Regions from separate parts of the Mus musculus genome. Here region 2 is linked to region 1. A link is a loop called in an ENCODE intact Hi-C map of the cell type or tissue named here. Cell type or tissue: left cerebral cortex. All regions are shown on one strand. Links, peaks and the distances in the headings refer to the core of each region. The heading gives the core; the rest is flanking DNA.

The links. Peaks named below come from ENCODE experiments on the same cell type or tissue, not always from the same donor. Only the 100,000 strongest peaks of a DNase experiment are listed, where the experiment ranks them.
Region 2: it touches region 1 in a loop (2.3-fold over the local background); 11 of 42 quality-filtered maps call a loop at or near these places.

What each region holds. Positions count from the first base shown.
Region 1 is chr1:157,373,849-157,389,371 of GRCm38, forward strand. The region is part of intron 1 of Rasal2 (RAS protein activator like 2); the gene reads right to left. It also overlaps the pseudogene Gm6058. Among named protein-coding and RNA genes, the nearest start is that of 2810025M15Rik, 31 kb to the right of the region's middle. In left cerebral cortex, for the core only: no CTCF peak of the experiment used is centred there; no DNase peak of the experiment used is centred there.
Region 2 is chr1:157,325,448-157,340,970 of GRCm38, forward strand. All of the region lies in intron 1 of Rasal2 (RAS protein activator like 2), which reads right to left. Among named protein-coding and RNA genes, the nearest start is that of 2810025M15Rik, 79 kb to the right of the region's middle. In left cerebral cortex, for the core only: no CTCF peak of the experiment used is centred there; a DNase peak (open chromatin) is centred at 9,580.

The DNA.
Region 1 (15,523 bases), core at 5,103-13,102:
CCTGGCTCCACCTCCCAGGATTTGGATTTCAAGCATGCACACCATAACACCCTGGTTTGTATGTACATGCTGGGGGCCGAAACACAGGTCCTCAGCCTTGTGAAAGTACTTTACGAAATGAGCTCTCTCCCAAGGCATCTCTTCTACATATAAGATATATATGTTTATATTTAAGATATACACTTTATGTATATATTAAAGCTATATATATTTATACGTATTTTATATATTTGAGTTAAGTAGCTACATTACAAATTTCCAACTTTATCCTAAAGACTTCAATTAATACATACTCAGATGGCTAGTTAAAAATTTGCTTTGTTCTCAACAAAAAGAAAATTTTTGCAACATTTCCATTTAGTTTTAATAAGTAGATTGAAATTAATTTGAAAATGAAATTCACAAATATTCTGAAAACATATTTTATGTTCTTATTTACATGCACTTTTCAGCTGTCTATAAAATTTTAAATAGTAGAGTCTTTAACCTCAATATATCTCTATTAATTTGCATATGGAAGGCACCCAAATGCACTTTTAAATGCCAATCATTAAAAAAGGAATCACTCATCTTTTATAAGCCTCATATTAGTTTTAAATATCTCTACAAATTCTTTAGTGTTCTCCCCATAGAAATATGAAACTAGGAGTAGATAGCTCAGTGGTACAGCACTAACTAAGCATGTGCAAGGCTCTGGGTTCCATCTTCAATACAACAACAACATTAAAGTATGAAGCACAATTCCCTTCTCCTTGAGGATAAATAGGCTGAGTGACTACTAAGGAAAGGGACAAGGCAGAAGTGACAGCATATGATTTCTAAAACCAGATCGTAGGAAGAATCATGGCCTTCCTTGCTCTGTTTTTTATTGTTGTTATTGCTGTTGAATCAATTATTCGATGAAACACTAGCAACCACCATATCCCAAAATTACTCAACTAGCTCTATGAAGCCAGCCATAGGACTAAAAGCCCCATGGCAACAGACAGTGAAGAAGTGTTCCGCTAACAATGGTCATGTGAGTGAGTACCCTTACACCTAAACAAACCTTCAAGATGACTGGAGTCTGGTCACATCTTCATAAAACTACATGAATTTATGAGAGTGTTCCTCCACCTACCTACCCACTCCCATATCCCCGCCCTCGATTCCCCTATACTAGGGTATCTATTGAGCCTTCACAGGACCAAGAACGGCCCCTTCCATTGATGCATGACGAGGTTATCCTCTGCTACATATGCAGCTAGAGCCATGTGTACTCCTTTGTTAGTGGCTTACTTCCCTGGGAGATCTGGAGGGTCTGGTTGGTTGATATTGTTGTTCTTCCTATGGGGCTGCAAACTCTTTCAACTCCTTCAGACCCTTTTCTAACTCCTCTATTAGAGACCCCATGCTCAATTCAATGGTTGGCTGCTAACATCCGCCTCTGTATTTGTAAGGCTCTGGCAGGGCCTCTCAGGAGACAGCCATATCAGGCTCCTTTCAGCATGACCTTCTTGGCATCCACAATAGTGTCAGTAACTGTATTTGGTAACTGTATGAGGAACACCCTCATAGAAGCAGGGGGAGGGAGGATGTGATAGGGTATTTCCAGGAGGGAGGGAGGGAAACCAGGAAAGGGGAGAACATTTGAAATGTAAAAAAGAAAATATCTGTAACTCCTTCCATGCGTGTTTTGTTCCCAATTTTAAGAAGGGGCAAAGTGTCCACACTTTGGTCTTCGTTTTTCTTGAGTTTCATGTGTTTTGCAAATTGTATCTTGTATCTTGGGTATTCTAAGTTTCTGGGCTAATATCCACTTATCAGTGAGTACATATCATGTGAGTTCTTTTGTGATTGGGTTACCTCACTCAGGATGATGCCCTCCAGGTCCATCCATTTGCCTAGGAATTTCATAAATTCATTCTTTTTAATAGCTGAGTAGTACTCCATTGTGTAAATGTACCACATTTTCTGTATCCATTCCTCTGTTGAGGGGCATCTGGGTTCTTTCCAGCTTCTGGCTATTATAAATAAGGCTGCTATGAACATAGTGGAGCATGTGTCCTTCTTATCAATTGGAACATCTTCTGGATATATGCCCAGGAGAGGTATTGCTGGATCCTCCGGTAGTACTATGTCCAATTTTCTGAGGAACCGCCAGACTGATTTCCAGAGTGTTTGTATAAGCTTGCAATCCCACCAACAATGGAGGAGTGTTCCTCTTTCTCCACATCCTCGCCAGCATCTGCTGTCACCTGATTTTTTGAACTTAGCCATTCTGACTGGTGTGAGGTAGAATCTCAGGGTTGCTTTGATTTGCATTTCCCTGATGATTAAGAATGCGGAAAGGATGGACCATCAGGGGACTGCCATACCCGGGGATCCATCCCATAATCAGCCTCCAAACGCTGACACCATTGCATACACTAGCAAGATTTTGCTGAAAGGACCCTGATATAGCTGTCTCTTGTGAGGCTATGCTGGGGCCTAGCAAACACAGAAGTGGATGCTCACAGTCAGCTATTGGATGGATCACAGGGCCCCCAATGGAGGAGCTAGAAAAAGTACCCAAGGAGCTAAAGGGGTCTGCAACCCTGTAGGTGGAACAACAATATGAACTAACCAGTACTCCCCAGAGCTCGTGTCTCTAGCTGCATATGTATCAAAAGATGGCCTAGTCGACCATCATTGGAAAGAGAGGCCCATTGATCTTGCAAACTTTATATGCCTCAATACAGGGAAACATCAGGGCCAAGAAGTGGGAGTGGGTGGGTAGGGGAGTGGAGAGGAGGGTATGGGGGACTTTTGGGATAGCATTGGAAATGTAAATGAAGAAAATATCTAATTAAAAAAAAAGAAAATATCTGCAGGGCAGTGGTGGCACTGGCACACGCCTTTAATCCCAGCATTTGAGAGGCAGAGGCAGGTAGATTTCTGAGTTCGAGGCCAGCCTGATCTAAAGAGTAAGTTCAAGGACAGCCAGGACTATACAGAGAAAGCCTGTCTTGAAAAACCAAAAAAAAAAAAAAGAAAGAAAGAAAAGAAAAGAAAGAAAAAGAAAAAATCCAATAAAAAATACGTGAATTAATAAATGTTCATTGATTTTCTAAGTAGTTATGTTCTGGGATAGTTTGTTAAACAGCAACAAAGAAGGGATTAAGGAATCACAGAACTATTAAATGTATCACATTATTTTCATCTCATTCATTTTCCTTTCTTAGGACTCATCAAAATCCCAGAAATCAAGACAGCTATTAATGTAGAAAAGGTCCCCTACATTATCCTGTTCTATCCTTCCCAGTTTTGACAGTCACTGATAAAGAACATAATTTGCTGAAAGGTAATGAGGTCCCCTTGAGACACTGAGGATGGCAAAGGAGATAAGATGCTGTGACAGAATTAGATGGTACCCAGGCTTCTCTAAATTTACTAACTGAAATGACTTATTTAAATTCAAGCCTCGGAGAATCCCCTCCTCTCAGTCTTACATGTGCCCTGTAAAAAGACTTTCATCAGGAACACAGTGAAACCTATATCCAGAGATTTTTATGGAAAATCTAGTAATTTCAAACACCTATAAGATAGAGTAAATATCTTATAAGATGTACAGAATGAGATTTCAAAACTGTGTTACATAGTAAGGTTAAAAAGCAATTTAAATTATTATTTCTTCCACCAAGTAAACGCCTCACTCCCCTCCACCAAAAATATTTTTTTAAATAGAAAACTACATTTTCTGGGAATACTTTAGATTAAAAAAATATATAAATAACCTCCTACATATATTACACAGAGATCTGCCCTGCTATTCATAAAATTCTCAAGCTTAATTGTAGCTGATACAATGTCAGTCAAGTGATCAGGAAAGGCAGACAACAGGCTTTTTGTCTCATGCAATGGTAACAACACATACACACACGGAGTTGGGGGGAACAGAGGGAGAGAGAGGAGAGAGGGTGCTGACTCTTTGAGCAAGTTTATAAAGGGGATGGGAGTGAGTTAAGGAAGAGAAGGAACAGGGAAGTAAAAGGATGAGACAAAGCCATGACCTTTAACAGATACCAAACTGTCCTCCCCATCCCTGAGGTAAGGCAGACATTATTTAACAAGAGGAGGCACAGCATGGCAACTGGCAGACCTTGGCAACAGAGATGTGCAATAGGGAAATGGACAGCATTCAGCTCTACAAACCACCCTAATGCACAGATCATTTCCCTGCTTAATCAAACTCTTCTAAAAGCTTTATTTAAATTTCTGAATTACAAAATTGATAAAGCAACAATTAAAACAAAAAGACATACAAACCAAAGAATTATAACATATATCCTCCACATCGCAAGAAAGGTCCATTCTACTGTTCAAATTCTATCAAGTTAAACATTTAAAAAGATTTCTCAAACATTAAACAGGTGTCATTCAAAACAAATACAAAAATTAGATCTCATTCATCACTCATTTCCCTGGAGCACTATTTATTTGGGTTTTTGTTTTTGTGTGATTGATTGGTTTTGGCTTTTTAGTTTTTGACATTTATAAGCTGATTTTTTTTCTCCATTGATTTATTTCTTCACTTTACATCCCAATTGCAGACCCTTCCTCTCTTCTCAGCCCCTTCACACAGCTCATCCCCCCTGTACCCCTTCCCTTCACCTCTGAGAAGGGGAGGTCCTCCCTGGGTACCAACCCACCCTGGCACCTCAAGTCACTGCAGGAGTAGTTACATCCTCTCCCACGGAAGCCAGACAGGACAGCCCAGTTAGGAGAGCAGGTTCCACAGGCAGGCAACAGTCAGAGCAAGCCCTTTTTCCTCCAGTTGTTGGGGACCCTGCATGAAGACCAAGCTACATATTTGCTACATGTGTGCTGGGGGGGGCTAAGTCCAGTCCTTGTGTGCTCTTTGGTTGGTGGTTCAGTCTCTGGGAGCCCTGAAAGGTCCAGGTTAGTTGACTCTGTTGGTCTTCCTGTGGAGTCTCTATCCCTTTGGATTCCTCAATCCTTCCCCTAACTCTTCCTCCACAATACTTCCTAAGGTAGAATACTCCTTGTACAGTACTAAGTTCTAATTTTCTCCTTTTGAAAGAGGATTTATTTATATGTTAAAAATAAAAATTTCAGAACACACAAATATTTTCTCTCATATCCAGACTTCAGTTCACTCTGTCAGGTAATACACAATACATTTCTACAACAAGATAAAAACACAACCCAATTTTACAATAGACAAAATATATAAATCAACATTTTATTCTTTAGTAAATAGCTACACATATATCTAAAAAGGAACATAAAGCAGTATTCAGCATCATTACTAAGCAGAAAATTACAAAATAAAACTAGCATAAGAGAATACATGATCCCCAAAGATGGTCATTTATAAAAATAAATGGTTCAGGGTAGAGACTATGGGTTTAAAACCCAGCACAGAAAAAGAAGGAAGCAAGAGAAAAAGGGGGCAAAAGGAAAAAGGGGAGGAAGGAAGAGAGGGAGGGGGGAGAGGGAAGCAAACAGTAAGCAAATTACACTTCAATAAAGGTGTTGAAAAGAATTTCCAGTAGTATATTCCAAATCATAAAAACTTAATTGGCTCTCTTCTTTCTGCTGTAATTTACCAATTTGAGACACTTGGTGACTTTTTTAAAACTGCACAAGATAACATATATTTATATTATCACTAAGTAACAATCAGAAAACTGAAACATAGTAAGGTTCAATAGTTCGTTAGTCAGCTACCAGCCCAAGGACAAGACTAGAATCTCAGCTTATTTAACCTCAAACAAAACTGACAAGAACTTTCATTTCTTTACAAAAAGCAATATATATTTCGTATATAGATTAATATTTTTGAATTCTGGAATTTTCAAAGGCAAAAAATCATTTACATACTGAAGAGACCATGTTTGGTAGTGTCTGAAGGAAGAATACTTTCTTGAGTTCTGAAGCCAGAGGATTGATAAAACTTCTGTGAAAATGAAGGCACTGAACCGGGGAGTCTTAAAAGGCCCTTCCAATTTTGTTCTACAAAATGAAATCTTCCACCAAACAGGGAAGGGAAATTTTCACAGCTAATTTCCTGCAGCTTTAGTAATTTAGTCAAAATAACAATCACTTGCTTCCTTGTTCTTTTTAAAAATTTACTAACAAGTAGGATAAAGGTAGTGTTTTCTATCTTGTCCTTTTATTCATTAGTCAATTTAAGTGATGTTATCTTTACATAAGTTTCCTGATCAAAGGCTGAGGAAAAGTGTGTTCACAGAATGGGGTTATATACAGAGGAAAAGTTTGTACTATGGAGCAAGTATAGAGAAAACTAATGAAACACTAACGGCCTTTTATAGAATGTTTTTATAGAAAATGCCACAACAGTGAAAATAACGAAGTTACAAAAGTAATTTTCATTGTTTCCTTTTTAAAATTTGCACTACATTTATCAGGCAATAGTTCCAAGAAACATGTACTCAATAATCTAGCCTGAATCTATAAAAAAAATCATAGAATGCACCACCAATGACAGGAATGCTGTTGTCCTGATTCTTTCCAGTAAAGCACAAAGTTGATACTGCTTTTGTATTGGCTCACCGGCCAATGCTTTGCCACTTCCTTGTACCCTTAAATGTTACCTTTTCAGAAGAGAAGACAATTTCCTATGCCTCTGTTTAAAAAGTTACACAGATATGTACTAAAGCTGCAGAGTAACTCCAAGGCCAGAGATAAAACCTAAACCTAGCTAACTACACTATCACTAAGTGCTGGACAGTAATGACTGCTTTAAAGACTTCTGAGAAGTCTGTTTTCCGACAACTATCCTGTGGCACAGTTTACAAAACTGCAAATATTAAAACCAATCATTGTAGGTTGAGTTTAACTCAGCCTGTAACTTGTAGGTCACATGTGACTGAGCCAAAAGAAGTTCTTTTAGAAGAACCAAAGAATTAGGCTGTGGTCTGCCTTCTGTAGCTCACAGAGAGAGGTCTATTACCGTGGGTGATTTAAGCGGGCATTGCCTTCTCCTGTGCTGAGGTCTGATTCAGGCTTCAGGACTCAATCAGTTTGACTCAGGGAAGTCATAAGGCCTCAGGCTGGAAATGACAGCATGCTGTGTAATGAATGACACACACAGTCTCTGAGCATAAACCTGAAGCATTAAGAGTGTTACTAAAGGTCAGACACAGTGGTTAATGCCTTTAATCCTAGTACTTGACAGGAAGAGGCAAGACTGGGACTCTGTGAGTCCCAGGCCACCTGATCTTAAGTAGCAAGCTCCAGGACAGCCATGGCTACATGGAGAGACCCAATCTCAAAAAAAAAAAAAAGAAAGGTTAATAAAAGTTACTTATGGGAACTAAATAAATATTAATGCTCCCTTCTCTTTTCTCTCCCCACCATCTCCCATAGTTCATGAAGAACTTTCAAAACGTAAGGAAATTTTTCTTTAAAAGGCAAGAAAGTTGTACAATTGCATACATCCTTAAAACTGTACGCAATTTCCGTTAAATACAATTTTAAAAAAATAAATGTTAATGAAAATCCCATTTATGTACAGCTACATACATGGCTAAGTTTTCTTTAATGTACTAAAAGAATATTTCTGCGTCTCTTACCCAATAAAGAATGCAAGATGTACAGCACATGGTCCATAGTGCTTCTCAAGGTCAAAACCACAGTCCAGCTAGAGTTCAGAATCCTGACTGTATCTTACTATGACAATCAAGCCAGAAAAATGGACTTTTTTTCTACTTACAGCATTTTACTGCACCCTATACCTGTAAACATATGTGTTATATACCTAGGGGGCTGAGGGCATGGCTTAGTTGGTACAAGTGCTTAAACCTAAGAATACTAGTTCTACCTCAGGCACCTATGACTTAAAAACAACAACAACAACAAAAAAAAAAAACCCAGAGTATGGAAGCACGCAGCTATAAACCAGCACGGGGAGGCATGCTGGCCAGCCAATCAGTGAGCTTCAGGATCAAACCCTGTCTCAAAAGAGAAAAGTGAAGTGCTGCAGAGATGGCTCAGTGGGAAAAGTATTTGCTGTGCAAGCATAAAGACTGATTTAAGAGGCTCAGCATGCCGGGTGCACACCTTTAATCCCAGCACTTGGGAGGCAGAGGCAGGCAGATTTCTGAGTTCGAGGCCAGCCTGGTCTACAAAGTGAGTTCCAGGACAGCCAGGGCTACACAGAGAAACCCTGTCTCAAAAAAAAAAAAAAAAAAAAAAAAAAGAGTCTCAGCACTCACATATAAGCCAGGCACGGCTGAACGCTGCTGTGACCTCAGCCCTGGGGTCAAGAGTGGTGGGCAGGACGTGAAGATGGGAGTATTTCTGAGACTTGCTGGATAAACAGCATAGTTCTAGGTTCAATGAGAGATCCTGTCTCAACAGAATAATATGGAAAGTAATAAAGCAGAAAATTAGCCATCTTCCTCTGGCCTCCACATGTACACAGGCACATAGATGTGCACACACACCACACACAAACATACACACTTAATTAATTAATTAGGTAAAGAGTGATTAAATAAGACTTCCAATGTCAACTTCTACTCTCCTCACATGAACACAAATTCATGTATACACACACACACACACACACACACACACACACACACACACACACACACACAAAAACCTTGAGACCCAACATCTCAACTAGACAACTGTTGGAGCCACGAATCACATCTTCTACCTCCTAGTACAGAATACGGGAAACAAGAATAAGGGAGGCTCTGGAGGCAAACCAGGGTTTAAATCTAAGTTTCACTAGTTTAGTAACCTTTTATATACCTCTCTTTTCTCAAGTGCAAACCAGAAATAACAGCATGTGGTATTGTAAAAACTAAGAGCAATAAACTCTGAGTGGCTGAAAACACAGTTCACATAAGCTATTAGTCATAATCATCTTTATCAATATAAACCCTAGCAACACGTTTTGTTAGAAACTCAAGAATCAGTCTATTGGTAATATGATCTCTCTCCATGATGGTATAATTTGTGAGCAATAATCTCTACTGTTCTAGAATGCCTTCTTAAATTCCTCAGGATGTTAATTATCCTAAAGTATAACTTCACACAGCCCTATATATTTTTAAAGGAATTGAAAAATAACTAAGTAATAGAACAAAGACTTCACCGTTTTGTTTTGTTTTTTTTCTGCTTCGGTTTCACAGTCCTGTTAAGTCTAAGAAAACTGAATTATCGCATAATCCAGTAATTCAGAACTCCTTAAAGATTTGTACAAGAAAAAAGATATTTGTTCAAACAAAAACCTACACATCAAACAACAAAATTTTAGGCTTGTCCACACAGAATATTAAAATGAAGGGAAGAAAATGTTATTCTTTTAAAAAGTAAATTAGATTATTAATTTTAAATAACAAAATGGAATACTTTTAGAGGTCTTTTTCATAATGTTAAAAAAGAAAAGAAAAGAAAGAAAGCAATTGCTACCAAATCATAATGATGACCCAGGCAAAGGGGCACACACCCTAAGTCTCAGCTACTTGGGAAGCTTAAGCGGGAGGGTCTGTTGAGCCTGAGTAGTTAAAAGCCAATGTTGGCAATATACTGAGATCTCATTTCTTTCTTCTTTTTTTCCTTTTTAAGGAGGCTTTATTGTTAATTATTTACCTTAACAGTCTCAGAAAGAAGAACAGGTACTCAGTCCAACATGATTTGCAGTTGGCAAAATCTAGTGAGGCAAGTGTTCTGATTGCTAAGGATTTAATCTGGGTGCTTTTAATACTTAGCCATCTAACACTTGAAACATAATCCAGAACAATACATCAGCCTCTCCTTTTCACTTTACTACCACACCTACCTCCCTTCATTATGGAAATATCTTCATTAAATATGATTCCCAGAGGACAGGTTCCCTGGAGCATATAGCCATGAGGTCAGTGCACAAAAAGAAAACTGAAAATCAAACTCTGTATGATAATTTACTAATCTAAGGAAACAAAACCTTCCAATATATTAAGAAATAAATCCAGTTACAAATGCACTAATGGATCTGTGTGGGGGCTCCGGCGGAGTAACTGAGAACAGCCAGCTATTTAAAAGAAACACAAGCAAGAAGGGTGCACCTAGCTCAGAAACCAAGTGTTCTCTCCGCTGTAGGCCACATACAAGAGAAACCCTGTCTCGAAAAAACAACAACAAAAAAACAAAACAAAAGAAAAAAGAAAAAAAATCCATCTTCATCTTCTTCTCATAAGGCTATCCCATCGTTAGGGTGGACTGTGGGGCTGTCTTGTCCACACACAGGAAGATGGCGTCCTCGGAAGGAAGCTGGATCCTTTTCCTGATCATCCACATGAACTAAGAAGCCACGGTGATGTCCGACGGGACCAAGTACTTCCTCCTGTCAATGTCAACAATCTGAGAGCCGAGACTTTTTCCACGATCACCGGAACTTGGTCGGGGTACTTCACTCTGATCTTTGCAGATTCCATGCATCTGTGTTCCAGCGAGTGGTCCTCCTTAAACATCCACTTCATGGGGGTGGGAAGTGATGGGACTTCGGCGAAGCGACCACAACCAACATCTTATTTCTTTTTCTTTTCCTTTCTTTTCTTTTCTTTTCTTTTCTTTTCTTTTCTTTTCTTTTTTTTTTTTTTTGGTTTTCGAGACAGGGTTTCTCTTAAAAATAAATTATATGAGTCGGGCAGTGGTGGCGCATGCCTTGCACTTGGGAGGCAGAGGCAGGCTGATTTCTGAGTTCGAGGGCAGCCTGGTCTACAGAGTGTGTTCCAGGACAGCTAGGGCTACACAGAGAAACCCTGTGTGAAAAACCAAAAAAAAAAATAAATAAATAAAATAAAATAAAGTAAAATAAAATATATGACCCAGCAATTCTACTCCTGGGTATACCCCCAAAAACTCCAAGCAAGGATTGAAAGATTATTTGTGTACCAATTTTGATAGCAGCAAGACGTACAAGAGCCAAAAAGTGTTAATACCCAAAGCATTCACCAGAAAATCAATGTCTAAAAAATTATGACCAACGCATACAAAGGAATATTATTCAGTCTTATAATGACTAGAATTAGATACTTGCTTCAATATGAATAAACCCTGAAAACATTTTACAGAGGGAAATAACCTAAATATAAAAAGATAAATATTGTATGATTCTACTTTTCTGAAAGTACCCACCACAGTCTTTAAAAATTAAAATTCAAAATATGTAGTTATCAAGAGCTGTGAGGATCAGATAATGGAGAGTTACTATTTAATGGACACTGAGTTTCAGTTTGTGAAGCTAAAACACTTCTGGAGACGACAGTAAAGGCTGCAAAGTCTGAAGGGTACTCAATGGTAATAACTATATACCTCAAGACAATCAAAGTAATACTTTCTGTATTATGGTGTCACTCTATATTTTATAATAAATTTATTCATGACATTTACAAATGACATGTAACTATGATTGATTGATTGACGGAGACAGGGCCTCATTATAGTAGCCCCAAACTGGCCTCAAATTCATGTTCTTTCTGCATCGTCCCCTGAAGTGCTAAAACAATATAATGTCACACAGACATTCAATAATCTCTTTGGAAAGTGGTTTGGTAATTTCTAATAAAATTAAATATATAGCAGATGTCATAGTACACACCTGTAATCCCAAGACTTTGAGGCAGAGACAGTAAGTTCAGAAGTTCAAGCCCACACACAGCTTCATGAATCTGACTAAAGATATACAAACAAGCAAGCAAACAATGAATAAAGTTAAATATATTCTTTATCACATTATCCAGTAACTCTGTACTCCTTAGAGACTTGCACATCAGTGATTATAAGTATATTCACAAATGTATAAAATAAAGCAAATGTTCATTAACTTGTAAATGAACAAGCTACAGTAAGTTCCCACAACAGAGTATTGCTTGGCAATAAAAAGGAAAGAAATACTGAAACAGATAAAAAAAATGAAAACAGAAAAACTCTCAAATAAAAACACATTAAATTAATATGACCAGAAATATAAAGATACATAACTTACTATTTCATCTAGGACACAGCTGAAAAAATGCAAAAGTATAACAGAAATTAGATCTATTGTTACCAATGGCTGAGGATTATTTTTTTAAAGTGGATCTACTATAAAGGAGAATAAGGATGTTTTTAGGAATAATCAAAAAATTTTCTCACTTGATCGTAAGAGTTGAAATGAATGTATCATTTGACCAAGTCATTTACCATACATGTAGACAGAAGCTTTACTCTTTGTAAATGTATGTACATAAACAAATACATAAAATTCCATCATCAACACAAACCTCTGCTTCTACAGTATGTTTTCTTAAAATTTACTCAATAAGTAAGAGAAACGGCTGGCCCTTTAATTTTACTCCAAATCTTAGATAGGACCTTACAGTAAAGAACACAAAAGTAAAAATATTTTCTCTTCAATGTGCATTTTATCCCCAAAGCCAAAGAGTTAAACTCAGATTCTGAATAAAATAGAATTAAGTAAATCTTCAAGAAATTGAAAAAGTGGGTTAAGACAAACATGGTTTGTAAACTTACCTTACAAACCAGTAGCCATATAAACAGCATGCCAACCAGGCCCAAGTTCTATAAACTGCTAGGAAACCTCGCATCTTCCCTTCCTTCCTACACTTTTAGTTTAAGGCCAATTTTTTTTTTTTTTTTTTTGGTTTTTTGAAACAGGGTTTCTCTGTGTAGTCCTGGCTGTCCTGGAACTCACTCTGTAGACCAGGCTGGCCTCGAACTCAGAAATCCACCTGCCTCTGCCTCCCAAGTGCTGGGATTAAAGGAGTGTGCCACCACGGCCGGTGGCCAATTTTTTAAGAAGTGGCATCTAGAAAAGGGCTAGGAGAGTGGACAGGAAATGGGGATCAGAAGCAAGTTGAACACAAGTTTATCTGTATTTCCTTACTTCAACAGGAACTAAACAGTTTTTAGAAGCATTACAGTACTGAGCCAAACAACAGAATTGATACAGTGGAAGTCCAAGTTTCAGCCTCAGCAGAAACTAATAATTCATTAGTGCACTAATTACATATTAGGTTGGCTTCAAGTCTCTAAAGTTCTAGCTGATTCTTACATTAAAAACAGATTGGGCTGGAGTGATGGCTCAGCAGTTAAGAGCACTAGCTGTTCTTCCAAAGGTCCTGAGTTCAATTCCCAGCAACCACATGGTGGCTCAAAACCACCTGTAATGGGATCCAATGGCCTCTTCCAATGTGTCTGAAGATAGCAACAGTGTACTCACATACATAAAGTACATAAATAACTCTATTAAAAAAAAAAAAGATTCTTGCCTGTCTACAGAGATCTCCTAACCTAACCACCTTAAGTAGGAAAGCAATACACGCAATCTGAGCAATCTTCTCTACCAGGAGATCTCAAACCTTAGCACACACCTAAATTACCTAGGCACTTGTCAAAATGCAAAGATTTAACACAGCACTTAGAAATTGTGACTAGAGGGGGAGGGAGGAAATTCTAGGGCATCTGGTTTTTAGCAGATATGGCAGGTAGTTGTTTTAGTGATCTGAAGGAATTATTTTGGAAAACAATGGTCAATCAACTGAATCAGGAACTCATGTTGTATCTGCTTAGTATGAAAACCTGGTATTCTCCATCCATAATCTACACACTATTTAGCATTACTATGAGCCTATGGTTGGCTTGCTTAAGATCCAAAAATAAATTTAAGTAGAATCTTCAAATGCATTCTGTGCAAAGATAAAATGAATAGCTGACTATAAATATGAAAAATCCAAATCATTACTTTCTGTTTTAATATTTCAAGAAATACATAAAACATGCCCAAAAAGAAATCAAAACGAAATATTTCATGGTTCTGAATACCCTGGCTCTTTGACACGTTATTTTTCATATATACAGAAATTTGCCTATAACAGATAATACAGTCAGTTCATAAACTAGTCTTTTTTATTGATTTTCTTCCTGCATATTCATTAAGATACTTATAGGACAGAACAGATAAATAAATGCCTGTTTGTGCTATTTTTGATATGTAATCATCACCGTTCTTCATTACTAAATATCTAAAAATATTTATCAAACCCCATATCCATTTGATCTCCACTTTTTTTGAAAGAAGCACAGTCAGAGCAAAGAGCGTCACCTCTATCTGACTTCATGGACTTCCCGGCTTTAATCAGCTCTGGTGCTGGCTTTGTAAGACAGATGAGCAGGCTTACATTTGTCTAATTTCCCCCTCAAATCAGAAGAAGCCAGATTGATGATAAAGCATATTGATGTTTTCGTATGTGCCTAACACTTCAAGCTAATTCTGCTGAAGATTTTATGAATGAAGCTGGTGGCTCATTCAGCCATTATCTCGGCAGTAACAACAGGAGTCAGCTCCATGGACTCCATGCTCTCTTGACAAGACTCAGAGTGCCCTTTGTCTTCAAGGTACAAAGGACCATAAATAAAAAGAGGCAGTCTAATAATGACTTTGTCCTATACAAAGGCTTGCCTCTTAGACATCTGTCTCTAAAAGCTGCCGCAGAAACTCGTAAAACAAAAGCAACTTCAGCAAAGTAAACCCAAAAATGAAATGTGAATGAAAAATGCTAAATAAAAGGGGGAGGGGGAACTAGGGCCAAGTCTGCTTGGTTTGCTGGTGTTGGTTTTTATTTTTCAATTATTATTATTTTTGTTTTCAGTTACATACAAAGTAATATAAGTCAGGTAGAGAGAGGTTTGTGGTCTGAGAAGGCTACAACAGAGTGTAAGAGACAGAGATATTAGAGATATGAGCTTTCTGCTAGTAGAGAATTGACTGGAAAATTATGTCTCTGAGTGAGTCACACTTCTTTGAGTCTCAATTTAGTAATCAATATTTGTATCTATTTCACAAAATTACTATAAAGGACTTCCAAAAATGTCCATTATGATTTCACATACTATATATTTTGGTATTCTGTCTGGACTCCACCACACCACACCCCCGTTACCTGGCAACAGCCAGGTATGCTCTTCCCCACAGTTACCTGGTAACAGTCAGGTAGGCCTGGCCCACTATAAAAGGGGCTGCTTGCCCCCTCCTCTCTGACTCTTGTCTCTCTTGCCTCCTATCCTTTCGCTCCCCCTCTCTCTCCATTCCCTTCTCCCCTCTCTCTATGTGGTCATGGCTGGCCTCTACTTCTCTACTCTCTCCCTCTCTGCCTTTCTCTGCCTCTACTACCCTCTTAAATTCCCTCCCCATGCCCTAAATAAACTCTGTTCTATACTATACCATTGTGTGGCTGATCCCTATGGGAAAGGGATGCCTTGGCAAGGGCCCGCTGAGACACTCCCTTCCCCCACATCTCACCATACCTCATAGAACATATCTTAATATTTATTTCTCTTTTCACAACACATATACCAAAGCAACAGAGACACCTGTAAACACAATATAAAGTTTTCATTAAAAAACAAAACAAAACAAAAAACCAGGAAATTGGAGCAGGCAGTAAGAATTTACTCAAGAAACCTCTGAAGGTGAGCTTAATTGTAAAAATATTAAAATGAATAAAATTCTCTTTTAATA
Region 2 (15,523 bases), core at 4,692-12,691, 49 kb before region 1:
TTCCTATGCGAGAGAATGCAGGATCTGGACCTAGACCCCCTATACATTTGTGGCAAGTGTGCAGCTTGGTCTTCATGTGAGTATCCTAGCAACTGGAACAGGGTCTGTCTTAGTCTCTGATCCCTGCCATTAGACACCCTTCCCCCTACCTGGACCTCATGGGAGAGGATGTGACTAGACCTGCTGGGACTAGATACCCCAAGGTGGGTTGGTACCCAAGGGGGAACATCATTCCTCTAAGGAGAAGAGGAGGGGACAATGGAGGGAGGAATTTGTAAGGGTGGGGCCAGGAAGAAAGGAGAGAGGGGGTGTGCAATCAGGATGTAAAGTGAATTTTAAAAAAAAGAACATTCCAGGTTTCCATTAGATCATTCATAGATACGAAGTAAGGACATAATTTTACAGCACACATTGTAAATAATCAAAAACGCCTTGGTATAACTGTTAAAAATTTAAAGTAAACGGAAAAGGCCCCCAAATGTATGTATGTATGTATGTATGTATGTATGTATGTATGTATGTATGTATCTTAATTATAGCTCTTTCTTCAAATGTATACATTAACCATTAAGTAGCAATTTTCTAAATTTATTTTGAATTACTTTACTTTGACATTCCAGGATTTAGGTCATCTGTGGTCACCTGGCAACCACACAGACCTATTAGCATCCTAATCCATCAAAATTATAGTAGAATGTTTATAGAAATATCAAGAAAGATTTCCCTCTTGGTAATTATCTACTTGCCAAGGGTAAGAAGAAAATATATATACTTGATACCTCATTAAAACTTGCAAAGCAAGGGAGTATTTAAAGAGGACAAGATTTTAGAATATTAAATTTTGTGTTCTTAGGCACTAAGAGCATGTTTTCACAGATATGCAATGTCTTTGCATCCTTCCATTTTATTTTAAAGGAAATTACATCAAGTTTGAATAATAAAATTCTTCAATAATACTCACAATGTTAGAGTTTAAACCCTTATTGAAATGGTCAATCTACTAATGAGTAATTACCTAAAAGCTTATATGATAAGAGAGTATCAGAAAAGTGATTTCCACTGAATGAAAATATAATCAAGATTCTAAGACTTAGTTTCTTTAAAAAACAAAAAAAAAGGAAGGGATGGTTTGAAGTTACAACGTACTTGACTCATAACATACAGTCAGCCATTCTTAAATCAATCAGATAATACAAGTTGGCTTGTATTAAACAATACTATAATCAACACCTTGTCAATAAGAGATAATTCCTAATTGTTCTTTTAACATGATAACCTGACTACTGAAAAAAGATTTATCAAATCCTGATAAATCAAACACACATTTGCATTTTGTCATCTGAACAAAAATACTAAAAATTTGCATCTTCCATATTCAAATCAGAATTTTATGATACAATAAATCACAACTCCAACGAGCTAACAGCTATCAGTGTAAAACTATGCACAGAGATCTCCTTAATAATATTTATTGAAAATAAATTTGGGAAAAATAAAAATGTTTTAAATTCTCAACTGTCCTGAGAAAATTATCTGATTCTAAGCTATATTTTACATGAAGAAAATGGTCTGTGGAAATAATAGAATATATTTTTATAGGTCTCAAAATAGCATTAAAAAACTGATTATCATAAAAAATTTCCTAACCAATCCCAACCATTTCTACTCTATTTATTATCATTTATTATCATTCATTGAAAAGCATTTTTGGAAGCTGTGATTATCCCGTATAAAATGTATTATTTAAATAAATTTCTCTTATAATAAGTAAATAAAAAATGGTTTAGCTTCACCTAAAGGTCAAATTTTCAATAGTAATTAAGTATGTGGTCATCCTTCCCACTACCCTTATTCACCATAATATACCTTCTCCTAAAGGCTTACTGGTTGATTCTCCTTTTAGACTCAGCATCCTGGAGAAGCCACTGGAAAAAGTAGAGAAAATGCCACAGATGAAATGTCCCTGCTGTCCAGACTCCACTGACTCCAGTGAATTCGGCCATGGTCTTAGAAACCTGATACTACAAGGGGGTTCTGGCTCTGAAATAGACCTGGTAAATGGAGCCCGAAGTGACTGGGTGTTGTTGACCAGGTTCAATTTCTCTGTTAATGTCCCAAGGATCTCATTAGCAGGCAAAGAGGCATTTTTCCCAAGTGTCTCCGGCAGGACCTTTTGCTGGGGTTCATCCAGGTCTCCATTATTACTTTGCAGTCTTTCCACTCTGCTCCCTTTCTTGCTAGAGCCAGGCTGCTTCTGCCACCTATAAGCTTCCAGGGGCTTTTCCAGATTGGAAACAGCATATTCATTTTTCTTCCTCTTGCTTTTGACTGAACCACACCATGGATAAATCTTTAAAGTTGTTCCTATCTCTGAATTTGCATAAGCAGGTTCTGACAAAGATCTTCGATAGCTTGGAGGACAAGATGAGGTTTGTTTCTTAAAGATGTTTATCTTCCAGGACTCCATTTTTCAACCCTTCAGGACTGTTTCTTCTACTCTGTAGTCTTTACCATTGAACCACACTTGTCCGGGCAGTCCAAAACATTTGCCTGTTTAAGCAGCTTTTGTGTGGCTTTGAACCACAGCAGATGTTGCTGCTTAAGAGCTGGTGTCATATTATTACCCCATTTTCCCAGATCTTCAAAACTCCAGTGACACCTAAAAATCTCTTGCCTGAAACAAATTTTCTTCAGGGTACAAAGAAAAAAAAATTTTCCAAAGAATCTTTGCTCTTCTTATAGTATAATGTTCATCCTATATCAGAGAATGATTTTTTAAAGAAGTGAAAAGAAGTGTCCCCCCCCCAAAAAAACCCCACAAAACCACAAGTATCTTTATGAACCAATAGCAATTAGTGTACTGTGCAAATGACAATAGATTAAAAATAAATTGTAGAATGAGTACTTAAGTTGACACAGTCAAGGAAGACAGACAGACAGACAGACAGACAGACAAACAATTGCTAACAGTCTGTGTTTAGAGCAGCTGCTCCTTAGCATAATTTTAAAATCTGTATTTCAGAAATTTAATTAAAAACAAGTTGAGGCTATTTATGTTATACTCTCTTAAATATGAATTCACGCTGTCTTCTACCTAGCAGGACAAACCACAGTTTCAAGCTGGCACTGCAGTAGGGGTGCGTATGTTTGTATGTGTACCTGCCAAAATTTCAGGTCATTTTAAGTGTAAATACATTACAAAGGATTAAAAAGGCATAAATGGGTGGAGAGGGGCAGAAACTGAGGACATGTGATATAAAACATTGTAAAGAAAAAGAAAAAGAAAAATTGAACCCAGTTGCCTTATATATTTTAGGCAAGCATCCTACTGTTGATACAGCACTAGTCCCTAAAAAAGAAACTCTTGAGGCAAGTTCTGTGGCAACTGGAAACATAGGAACAGACATATTTAAATAATTTGTAGAAGGGAAAAATTTGCTATGCAAATCTAATTGAAATAAGTTAGTTGGAAAAACACCATCATTTAACCAAAGCTACTCCTTTCTGCTTCTTTCTGCTTCTTACATCTTTCTAAAACGAGCTGACTATTTAACATTTTGTTAAAGCAAGTACCTTATACTGAACCAAGATAATGACTGCCAAAATTTTGGCTAGTTGTATTTTTTTTTCAACAGTCTGCCCATAAACCCCTGAAAAATAAGGGTTTCAAATGGAAAGCATGACAGACATCAGACCACCAATAAAAGAAATACAGCAGAGCAATCGAAGTCGCTTTGTAAACTGCATGAAAAAGATTTCATCTGGAAAACTTAAAAACTACCCATTTATTTATAAAATGTATACAATGAAAAACAGTTCTCATACTATTTCTACTATTATTGTAAGAAGTGTAAGGAAATTTCATGTATTTATTTCTTCATTTCAGCATATCAAATGTTCTATTTCTGTTACCACAAAGACATAAAATTCATTTTTCTTTGTTTACAAATTTTCCAAATTTGTTCATTTGTATAATAAAGAAATGTTGAGATACTTGGGTTTCTTTGTTGTTATTATTTTGTTTTTTGAGTTTTTTGGGGTTTTTTTGGTTTTGGTTTTGGTTTTGGTTTTTTGGTTTTTTGGTTTTTTTTCGAGACAGGGTTTCTCTGTGTAGCCCTGGCTGTCCTGGACCTCATTCTGTTGACCAGGCTGACCTCGAACTCGGAAATCTGCCTGCCTCTGCCTCCTAAGTGGTGGGATTAAAGGCATGTGCCACCACTGCCCAATGATACTTGGGTTTCTTAAAAACACAATATACCAAATTAGAAGGTCTCTGAATCATATAAATTTATCTGTATTTAAAAATAAGAAATGAAAATGTATACAAAGAAGCAAGTGATTATACCCTAACCTCTTCTGTGACACAGTGTGTAGTCTACAACAGTGCTGTGCTAGGAAACACACTTCACTGTAACTATCAGCACTGGAAAGCTAAAAAGGTATGCCTGCAAGAAGGCAAAGAGCTTCGAAGATACGAAAAGAAAGAGCAGGTTACAGGAAATCCTTAATAATTATGAATTTCATAACTTCTGCTCAATAGGAGGCCCCACTGATAATATTGACAAGCAACATCAAAATGGCAGAAAAGATTCACAATATAAACATCCCAAACTGTTTTATTCTTCCACAAACATAATAAAAAGAAAAACTAACTCTTTTAAAAGTAAATAAAAAGCCTTCACTGAGAAAACTTAGCTAGGCGGGATGGAACATTTCTGAAATTCCAGCACTTGAGAAACCAAGTAAGAAAGAAGTGAGTTCAGGAATAACGTGAGCTAAACAGTGAACTTACGTCACAATTTTTAAAAATGACTAACAAACACATGAAAATTTTCTTTTTTTAATTATTTTCTCCATTTACATTTCAAAAGCTATTCCCTTTCCTCGTTTCCTCCTCAAAAATCCCCTATACCCTCCTCTTTCCCCCTGCTCCCCAACCAACCCACTCCCACTTCCTGGCCCTGGCATTCCCCTATAGAATCTTCCTGAGCCCAAGGGCCTCTCCTCCCTCTCCTCCCATTGATAGCCAACTAGGCCATCCTCTGCTACACACGCAACTAGAGACACAGCTCTGGGGCATTCTGGTTAGTTCATATTGTTGTTCCTCCTATAGGGCTGCAGACACCTTCAGCTCCTTGAATACATACGTTCTCTAGCTCCTTCATTGGGGACCCTGTGTTCCATCCAATAGATGACTGTGAGCATCCACTCCTGTATTTACCAAGCACTGGCATAGCCTCACAGGAGACAGCTATATCTCTTGTTAGTTAAAGAAATGCAAATCAAAGGCATAGTAAGAAGGATCAGCAGGTAGAACTGTCAAAATTGTTATCAGAAACACAGGCAATACAATTAAGTTTAACATGCACTTACAGTACAATTAAGCAATTCTGCTATAGGTATTTTTAAAAAGAACCTTTAAAATACATTTGCTTATACCTGAATTTCCAAATTACAGCAGTTTTATTTATAATAGTTATAAAATTGAAAGAATGCAATTGGGTAGAGCAATAAAATAGATAAATTATGGTATTTTCATACAATGGAATACTACTTAGCTTGAAAAAAATGGCAACTAATTCATAAAACATAAAACATGGATGAATCTTACAAATACTATTCCAACAAAGGAACACAAAAAAACACGACTACAAAATTTTCACTTAGGTGTAATTATAAATCTGATTTTTTTTTTTTTAATGTAGAAAGTAAAGAAACAGGGAGGGAAGAAGGCAGAAAGGAAGGCAAAGAGGGAAGAAAGGGGGAGAAGCATTCCCAGTGAAGAAGGTAGTGGTAATCCATAAAGACTCATCTAATTATTCATTTACAATTTAAATATATATTTTTTTTAAAGTAAGCAATACTGAACTCTTAGTCAGTGGGTGTGCTTATCCAGTATCAGAGATTGGCAATTCCAAAACCATGTTCTATGTGCCCAAGGGCTGTGGGAAGACTGATTTACATTGAACAAAAAATAGATGAATAGGCAAATGAGTGAACAAGTAATTGAATCTCACTAATGAAACAAACTGACTCTATGTGCTGCCTGAGATAATTAATTGTGAAGGATATAATACACAAAATGAAAAGCAAAACACATTGACAATGCAAACTGAAAACCATACTGAGGGGTGGGCTACAAGTGTCCTCTGTAACAAAATGCTTGCCTAGCCTATACCAGGCCTTAGGTTTGATTTCTTAGTCTTCCTAAAAAAGAGAAAAGTAAAAGAAAAACAGTAATAAATTCAACTTACAGAAGTAACTCCTTGCTTCAAAACCTCAAGATAAGGATACACGAGAACGATAGAACTAGTTCTCACTAAGTCAGACTGAAGAGGGGTGAGGAAAAGCAATGCACAACATGTATCCATCCTGGGTGTAGAAAATAGCTATGACAAACAACGGTGGGAAAGTAGACAAAACTTAATACACATTACAGACTAGTTATTACCAACATTTAAAACTTGTACTTTTAGGGCGAGAGAGATGGTTCAATGGCTAAGTGTACTGGGTGCTCTTCCAAAGGACCTCAGTTCAATTCCTAGCACTCACCTGGTAGTTTACAACTGTTTCTAACTCCAGTTCCAGGGAATCAAGCTGATGTACAGATACACATGTAGGCAAAACACTCAAACATATAAAAAAAAAATTTAAGGAGAGCATGATTTTGCTAAAGATGGTCAATAGTACGTCATCATACTAGAATGGTGTGCATCAAAAATTTTAAAAACCCTGTGATTCAGGGTAGAATTTCTATTTTAATTTTTATATGAAATTTTATAATAAATATGTTTTTCTGGCTTTGAAAATATAAAATCTTAATAAACACATACTTAAAAACTAGTCACAGTAAGCCTGTTGGTGGTGGTATATGCCTTTAAGGCCAGCAAGTACATCAATGAGTTTGGGGCTAGCCTGGTCCACAGAGTGTTCCAGCACAACCTGTGCTACCAAAAAAAAAAAAAAAAACCCAGTCTCAAAAACAAAGCAAAAATCTATTCACAGAAAAGTAAAAACTTTAACCTACAGAATCAGAATTAGGGGGTGGAAACATGAACAAGTCATTGTAGATCAATCTTAACCAAGCTTTTTAACAATGCAAAAAGGCCAGAAAAAAAAAGAAAGAAAGAAATTGCTGTCTAAAGTTAATAGCAAAAACACAAAACATATCCTAATTTTCATTCTAGGAATATAGAGCATGCATAATTAGCTTTTAAAAAAACGGATCTAGATGTACAGTTGAAAAATTCTGAGTTAAACAACTTACCTATGAAATTTAAATCTTAGCTATTCTAGCATTATTTGGTTTAGATCCTATAATTTGTTTAAAATAGACTATGAGTGTCTCATGATATCTTTATAGATTTATTTCAACTAAGGGAAACAGATGAAAAAGCAGAATAGAAGCTCTCGGTTTACAGTCTGCCACTACTCCCTATCTGATAACATACTTTTGTAACAGAAATTCTATTCTACTTAGCCCACAAACTCTGTTGTGTTAAAATACATAAGCTTTACTAAATTAAAAATATAATTCTGTTACTACAACATAATAAAATATACTTCTTATATTAATTCACAGAAAGCTTTAAACATAGGATTTATTTTCTAATACCCTAAGGACATCTTTGAAAAATACAAAGTCCTTGTTTATAGGAAGCGAAGTAATTAACAACAAAACATCCCCTTCCCATCCCGTATCACTGGGGCACATCTGCTTCCCAATGGAGCACTTCCTGTGGCAAAAAAATAAATAAAATAAAATAAAATAAAAAATAAAATAAAATAAAATAAAATAAACTCTACCTCCTTTTTAAGAATCAGATCTAAGAGGCACACCTTACATGTACACATCTGCCTCTCTCCAAAGAGACAAAAATATCTAGAAGGGCTAAACACTGATTTTTAAACAGACAAGAATTAGAATCCCTGATATTTTTTAAAAATTAATATTAATATATTTAAAAAAATAAAACAAACCTACATAACTCCTAGTCCCCAAATTATATTCTTTCATTAAACACCCTTCCCCAAAAAACTTCTACTGTTCCCGCAACCTCCAATCTCATCTCTTTCTTCCAATTCTAAATAATTAGAAATTTTCAAAGCTGAGTCCTTGGCACTATATGTCAATATTCATGTCCTGAAGCTGTCATTCATCACTATCACATCTATTTATACTGCCAGTTTAAACTTTGTATCAAAATTCATTCAAACTAATATTTTCTTACATCCCTGATTCAAACGCATAGAATCTACCCTGTAGTCTTCCCTTTAAAATCTGGCTCTCCTCTCATCCTATATCCAGCCAGTTCTACACCCACAACTGTTAGTGATTTTTCTTCTTTCACCATTCAGTATCTACATGAGTCTTACTGACTTCCCCTTCCAGGTTTTACTTAAACTATCTCACCATTTCCTCTAAACCAATACAAGATAATGTCTCACCTAGATTATAGTAGATGTCTAAATTAGCCACATGTAAAGCATTTTCTTGTTTTAGTGAGAGTATCTCCCAGTGATGGGTGTATACATGTGTGCAAGCATACCTATAACCCCACCTACTTAAGAAGCTGATATGGGTGGGCTATTTGAGCTCCTAAGTTTGAAACCAACCTAGGAAAGGTAGATAGATAGATAGATAGATAGATAGATAGATAGATAGATAGATAGATAGATAGAGTGATAGGTGTAAGATGGATTAATGGACAGATGGTGTGATAGACCCAGGGGGTGGCAATATTAGGAGGTGTGTGGCCTTGTTAAAGTAGGTGTGTCACTGTGGGCGTGGGCTTTAAGACCCTCTTCCTACCTGCCTGGAAGCCAGTCTTCTCCTAACTGCCTTCAGATGAAGAGGGAGAACTCTCAGCTTCTCCTGCAACATGACTAACTGGACACTGCCATGCTCCACCTTGATAATGGACTGAACCTCTGAACCTGTAAGCCAGTGCCAATTAAGTGTTGTACTTGTAAGAGTTGCCTTGGTAATGGTGTCTCTTCATAGCAGTAAAACCTTAACTAAGACAGATAGACAGACAGAAAATTACTTAAAAAATTAATTCACTCTACCTTGTTTAAAACCTTTTGGTGGCCTATTATCTTTCTGATGATACAAAATTCTTTAATGTACAGCCTGGTCTCTTTTTATTCCACAACTTCAAACTCCTTAAAGACACATCAGTCTATTAGTCCTTCCTACTTATCACTGTCCTTTTAAGGGCAGGCATCTTGCTCATACTGTACACCCTATAAGTAGATGGCACAGGATCCTCGGGATCCTCCGTTCCTTACAATCTAGTTTCTGATTGTAACTGAAGCATTACTTTCTGCAGCAAGTCTTTCCTAACCAGGCTAGACTCAACAATGGTTGCTTTCTGTTCCATCATTCCGTGCTGTCCACAGACCAGACTAGAGCAAGAAGGATTTCTACTGGAAGTGAGTCAACATGGCTTTATTTCTCTGCAGACTCTCTGACAGTGCTGATACCAACTGCTCTGCCATAGATCCAGATTTCTAGAACAGTCTATAATGTCTGCTTTGGGACATAAAATGCCCAAAGGGTAGCTTTTCTACAGCTGTTCAGCTTCTATTCCTTAGAAAAGCCACTGTTCGCTGGTTTACTCTAATTGCCAATGAGGAATGTTCTGCCTAAACACAGTCTTAATGAACAAACTAGCAATTACTCATGCTGGTAATTATCCAAGCAAGCTGAAAACTCATGTCCACCCAAAAATCTCCACATCAACGTTTAAAACCTCTTCATTCATAATTGCCAAAACTTGGAAGCAACCACAATGTCCTTAATTAGCTGAATGCATAAGTTAACTGGAATACAGCTGTATAAAGGATTATTATTCAGTTCTGAAAAGAAATAAACTATCCATGAAAATTTAAAATGCATATTATTAAGCATTTGAAAAAAATCTCTGTTTTATGATTTCAACAATATAACATTCTAGAAAGGCAAATCTCTGGAGACAATACAAAGATCAGTATTTGCTAGGATCTATAAAGGGTGTCAGAGAATGAACAAGAAGGGCATGGGGTTTTAAAGCACTGAAAACCCTGCACTTACATTGTAATCATGGATACAATTCAGTATATATTTGTATAAAGCCATAGAATACATCACACAACAAGTGTACTTTATGTGGTCTATGAACTTTGAGTGGTATCAGTGATGTATCAGTGTTGTTAATTTATCCACTTTAAGATTAAACAATTGCTGCATTACATGCTGGTAAACGATGGTGATCAGAAGTACCTAAGAATCTCTTGTATTTTCTATCCAAGTTGTCTTTATATATTAACGTTCTAAGCACTAACATACACCCTTTTTAACATTACTGGGGATAGAACTAGGACATGCAAGGCAAGCTTTCTAAAATTGAGCTGGAGTTCCAGTCTTTAACACATACTTTTCTTCAAAATGAGGATAGCACTTCTTATACACAAATTAATGAATTCTTATTTCAAAAGAATGGTTTAAAGCCAAACAACAAAATAAAGCAATTGCCTTGATCAGATATTCTGAATTAGGCAACCAAAAAAAAAAAATTAGACACGAGTAACTACAGGACTGAGTAGATAACCTACATTATTTTCACCGTAACTGTTTGGACTAAATATTCTATTTTAGATCAAACATCATATTCCTATTTTAATTTTAAAATGTTCATTTTATAGTTACTGTTAATCTGTATCTACAAATGCCTTCTTCAATTATGAATTTAGGGATTAGAAAGTAAAAACAGATCATGAGGAATATAAAAGGAAAAAACTTTTCTCTGGTTTATGGTAACAGTATCATTATTAACATGCAATGAGCTGTTTTAGCCTTTTCTAAAGCATAAAAACAAATATATTTCTACATCTAATTTCTAGCCATTCATATAGAAGACAAAAATAGAAAACACAAACTAAACTTGGTTAAGAGATTACTATCTCTCTTTTTTTTTTTTTTAAGATTTATTTATTTATTATATGAAAGTACACTGTAGCTATCTTCAGACACACCAGAAGAGGGAGTCAGATCTCGTTAGGGATGGTTGTGAGCCACCATGTGGTTGCTGGGATTTGAACTCAGGACCTTCGGAAGAGCAGTCGGGTGCTCTTACCTGCTGAGCCATCTCACCAGCCCCAAGAGATTACTATCTCTTAAGAGTATAAAATTCTGTAACTAAAGTAAGACCTTATATTTTTTAAGGATTTCAAAATTAAGCCAACCTCTCCTTTAATTCTTAAATAATTAACATAAGATCCAAAAGCATTTTAATTCTATTCTAAATAATTATTTATGATTCTATGCTAAAGGGCAAAAAAACATAATCATACAGATTTAGTTGCTCTAAACTACTGTGTGTGTGTGTGTGTGTGTGTGTGTGTGTGTGTGTGTGTGTATGTGTGTGTGTGTGTGTGTGTGTATCTGTAATATATTCTTAAATACATAACTACAACCTGCTCAGTCTGTACAATGCTGCTTTACATAAGCTTTCAGGGATAACCATTTGATATTAGAAAACCAATTGGGGTAGAAAACCAATTCTTTCCTGGGACAGACTACATTTAAAAATCAGAAAGAGCACAAATAAATGACTTAATAACACAAACTCAAACATTTGGAACACATATCTGATTTAAGATTCACTGTATGAGATAGAACCTATATCCAGTGCTGTTTGGGTGACCAAGAACCTAACACAGTAAGGTAAAACCAAAGTAAGGTTTTACCTAAGGTAAAACCAAATACTATTGTTCTATAAAGGGAACATAGCAATAAAATGACTCCTAATGGCATTTTCCAATACTCATAGACCAGGGCCTTGCTCAGCCATCATCAGAGAAGCTTCTTCCTTCAGCTGATGGGAACAATACCGAGACCACAGCCAGACAGTATGCAGAGTAAGAGACTCTGGACCAACGGTCCTAAGCAGGGCTCCATCGAACCCTTCCCCTTAGGACTCAAGGAACCCTGTTAAAGAGGAGGAAAAAGTATAAAAGCCAAAGGGGATAGAGAACTCAAAGAAAACAAAGCCTCCTAAACACAGCAGGACTAAAACATATATGATCTCACAGAGACTGCAGCATGCGCAGGGCTGCATGGCTCTGCACCAGATAGTCTTACAGTTGAAAGGGGAATGAACACGTGCCCCATCCCTAACCCAGAAGCTATCTCTAATTGATAACCACTTGTTAACAAAAAGTTAATTTTCTCGAATAGAGTTTCACTGGGGAAACAAACTACTCTTAAGATGAGGCCACATGCCCAGCAGTAAATGGCCAACAGCAAAATAACTCAACAGCATCTTTAGGGGTTCCTTGTCTCATTATAACATATCAAGGTTCCTGGTTTTTTTTTAACTTTTATTTACTTACTTATCATTTCTTTATGTATCATTATTAGTTTATTACCATACAGGTTTGGCGTATATGTGATGGCTTCCAGTTTTGCATTTTCATGGTGTTCCTGAGTATGGAAACCACATCTTTCCCTTGGACTCCTGTTTGTTTGTTTATTTGTTGTCTTATTCCAATGTATTTGTTTTATTTTATTATATTTTATTACAATCCCTTATAAACCTGCTTGTTTTCTAGAGAGACAGAAAGGGGGTGGATCTGTATGAAAAGGGGGGTGGGGAGGAGCTGGGATGAGTAGAGAGAATATAGATCATAATCAAAATATAGTATAAATTTTACAGAAAAAAATCTATTTTCAATAAAATAAAAAATAAATTTGGAAAAGCAAGAACTCAAACCCAAACCCAGCTGACATATCAGAGCAGGGACAGTTCAACAATAAACCACATAAATGGACCTAAAGATAAAAATTACATTATTATTTCAATAGATGGAAAAAAAAAACCTTTAACAAAATTTAACATGTCTTCATGATAAAAGTCCTAGAAAATGAGGATTAGAAAAAACACACCTTAATATAATAAAGGCTACAGATGAGAAACCCACAGCCAACATCATTCTAAATGAAGAAAAACTTGAAACATCCACACCAAAGTGAGGAACGAGACAAGAATATTCACTATCCCCACTCTGTGAATTGGGGCAGTTGGAAGATTTTTTATTACTATTTCAATCTTCTCACTTGTTATAAGTTTGTTTAGGTTGTTACCTTGTTGGCATATTTTGGAAATTTGGCTAAATCTAGAAATTTATTTTTTAAAGGTTTTCCTCCTTAATGTTATATTGCCTTTGAAAGTATTTCCTTATAACATTCTGAACTTCTTTAGTGTTATGTTTCTTTGTGTTTACTTATGAGTCCAATAATTTGCGTCCTCTCATTCTTTTAGTTAGTCAGGCTAGCCAAAATATTGTTCTTGAAGCACTGGCTGGAACAATCCGGCAAGAGAAGGAAATTAAAGGAATACAAATAAGAAAACAAGTTTTTAAACTAACCCTATTTGCGGATGGCATGATAGTATACATCAGAGATCCAAAAACTCTACCAAAAGATTTCTAGAAATGATAAAGTCTGTAGTGGGACAGAACAAAGAATCAAATGTCCATTAACATTCAAAAGTCCATCAGCTATTAGTAAATTCTTTAAAATATGCAAGACTTGGAGAACACCTTAATAGTCAAGCTACAATAAAAACCATACAGAGCACTCTGAAATACCGGCTATCTGTTCAATTACTTTTCTTTTCATTGCTCACTACATTATGAGTTTGGCAAGTTCTTTGTAATTAAAAAAAAAGTATTTGTCAAACTTACTGTATTACTGTATTGTAATATAGTAAATTGGTTAAATTTTCATTCTGCCTCTTTCCCTTAACTTCTACAATCTCTCAGATTCACTTTAACTTCACTTTATCATTATTTCCCAAAGCACAGACAATCTCTACATGAACTAGAATCCTGGAAGCCAAGATGAAAGGTCCTTAGAAGCCTTATACAATACCTCCTCATTTTATTTATAGCTCAAAATGAAGTATAGAATTTTAAAACATCAGGTCAAACATTTGTTCAATGAGCTCAACAGACATGCTGAAGTGATTCATTATTTTCTTGGAGTGGGACTCATTGAGGATGAATAATAATGCTTTTAATATTCACCCATTACTTCGGGTTCCCTTGGGGAAACACATATGCATACTGAGAATAACTAGGAGCCAGAGTATAGCAACAGAGAATGAGGGGCTGGGAAAGCAGACAGATGAAGCTCTAAAGAAGAAAACAAAACAATTTCCCCAGGTCTAATAGTTATGAAAGGGTTTCAAATTGAAAATGGAGTTTGAAGAGGGAAATAACGATTCCAAGCTGAGAATACTTCAGGAAAAGATAAAGGCAAAAGCATCATGATATATCTCACAGACGAATAATCTAGGTGCAGTATATGAATAGTTATAATGGTATACAACAACTTGAGGTAGACCAACAGAATAGTGAATGAATCTTCCTAAAGACTTTCAAAAACATTTAATAAAATGGAAAGTAAAAAAGTTTATGCAGACTAGAAATGTGATCATGTTGGTGTTTTTAAAGAAAGATCTTTCTGCTAATAGTCAGGAAATTAGATTAGCAAGAGATAAGGATCAATAGAGGGAAACCATCTAGGATATTACCAAAGGTGAAATGGTGAGAACCTACACTGAGAGAAAGCCAGGGATTCCACTGCTGCCTCCGAGACACAGAAAAGACAAGAAAAACTAACCAGATGATCAACTGCTTTGCTGAGACAATCTAGCTGGACATAGTGGCACACGCCTTTAATCCTAGCACTTTTCAGGCAGAGGCAGGCAGATCTCTGAGTTTAAGACCAGCCTGGTCTACAGAGTGAGTTCCAGGACAGCCAGGACTACACAGAAAAACCCTATCTTGAAGATAGAAAGGGATAGAGAGATAGAGATATACAGACAGACAGAGACAGAGACAGAGACAGAGACAGAAATGATACTGGCATCAGAGGCCTGTCTCTGCTGGGGAATTTTACTATGCAGAAGAGGTCCCAGAAACTGAATCGTGCCTTTGACAGGCATTAAAGGCTAGAGTGATAAAAGTCAGAAACTAAAACCTGGTGGAGATGAAAACCCCAGTCAATTTATCTTTTTCCTTTTAGTCAATCTTGAACTTGGACTCCAATAGTTATACCCTAAGCACACAAGTAAATGAAAGGTAAGAAGCTTAATTTTACATCTTCTAGGTAATTTGTAGGTAATTTGTCAAGGTATCCTGTATTACTATACTAGCGTCCCTGTGATCTGGCTGAAGCAAGCAAAATCTTATTAAGAGAAATGTAAGAATTAGTTCTAGAACTAAAAGATCAAATTTAACTTTTAATATTAATTTTAATTAATTTTGCACACAAAGATAAGCATGTAACTCCCAAGTATCATGGTGTAATGTGGGGGTCAGAGAACAACTAGTCCTCTGGTTTGGTAGCAATGTCCCTCTCCATTGGGCTCTCTTCAAACCATAGATGTGTCCAACTTGTGGTGCATTAATTGCACACATCTCAGGATTATCTGTAAATGTTGCTCACTATATTTGTAGATGATAATAACATATT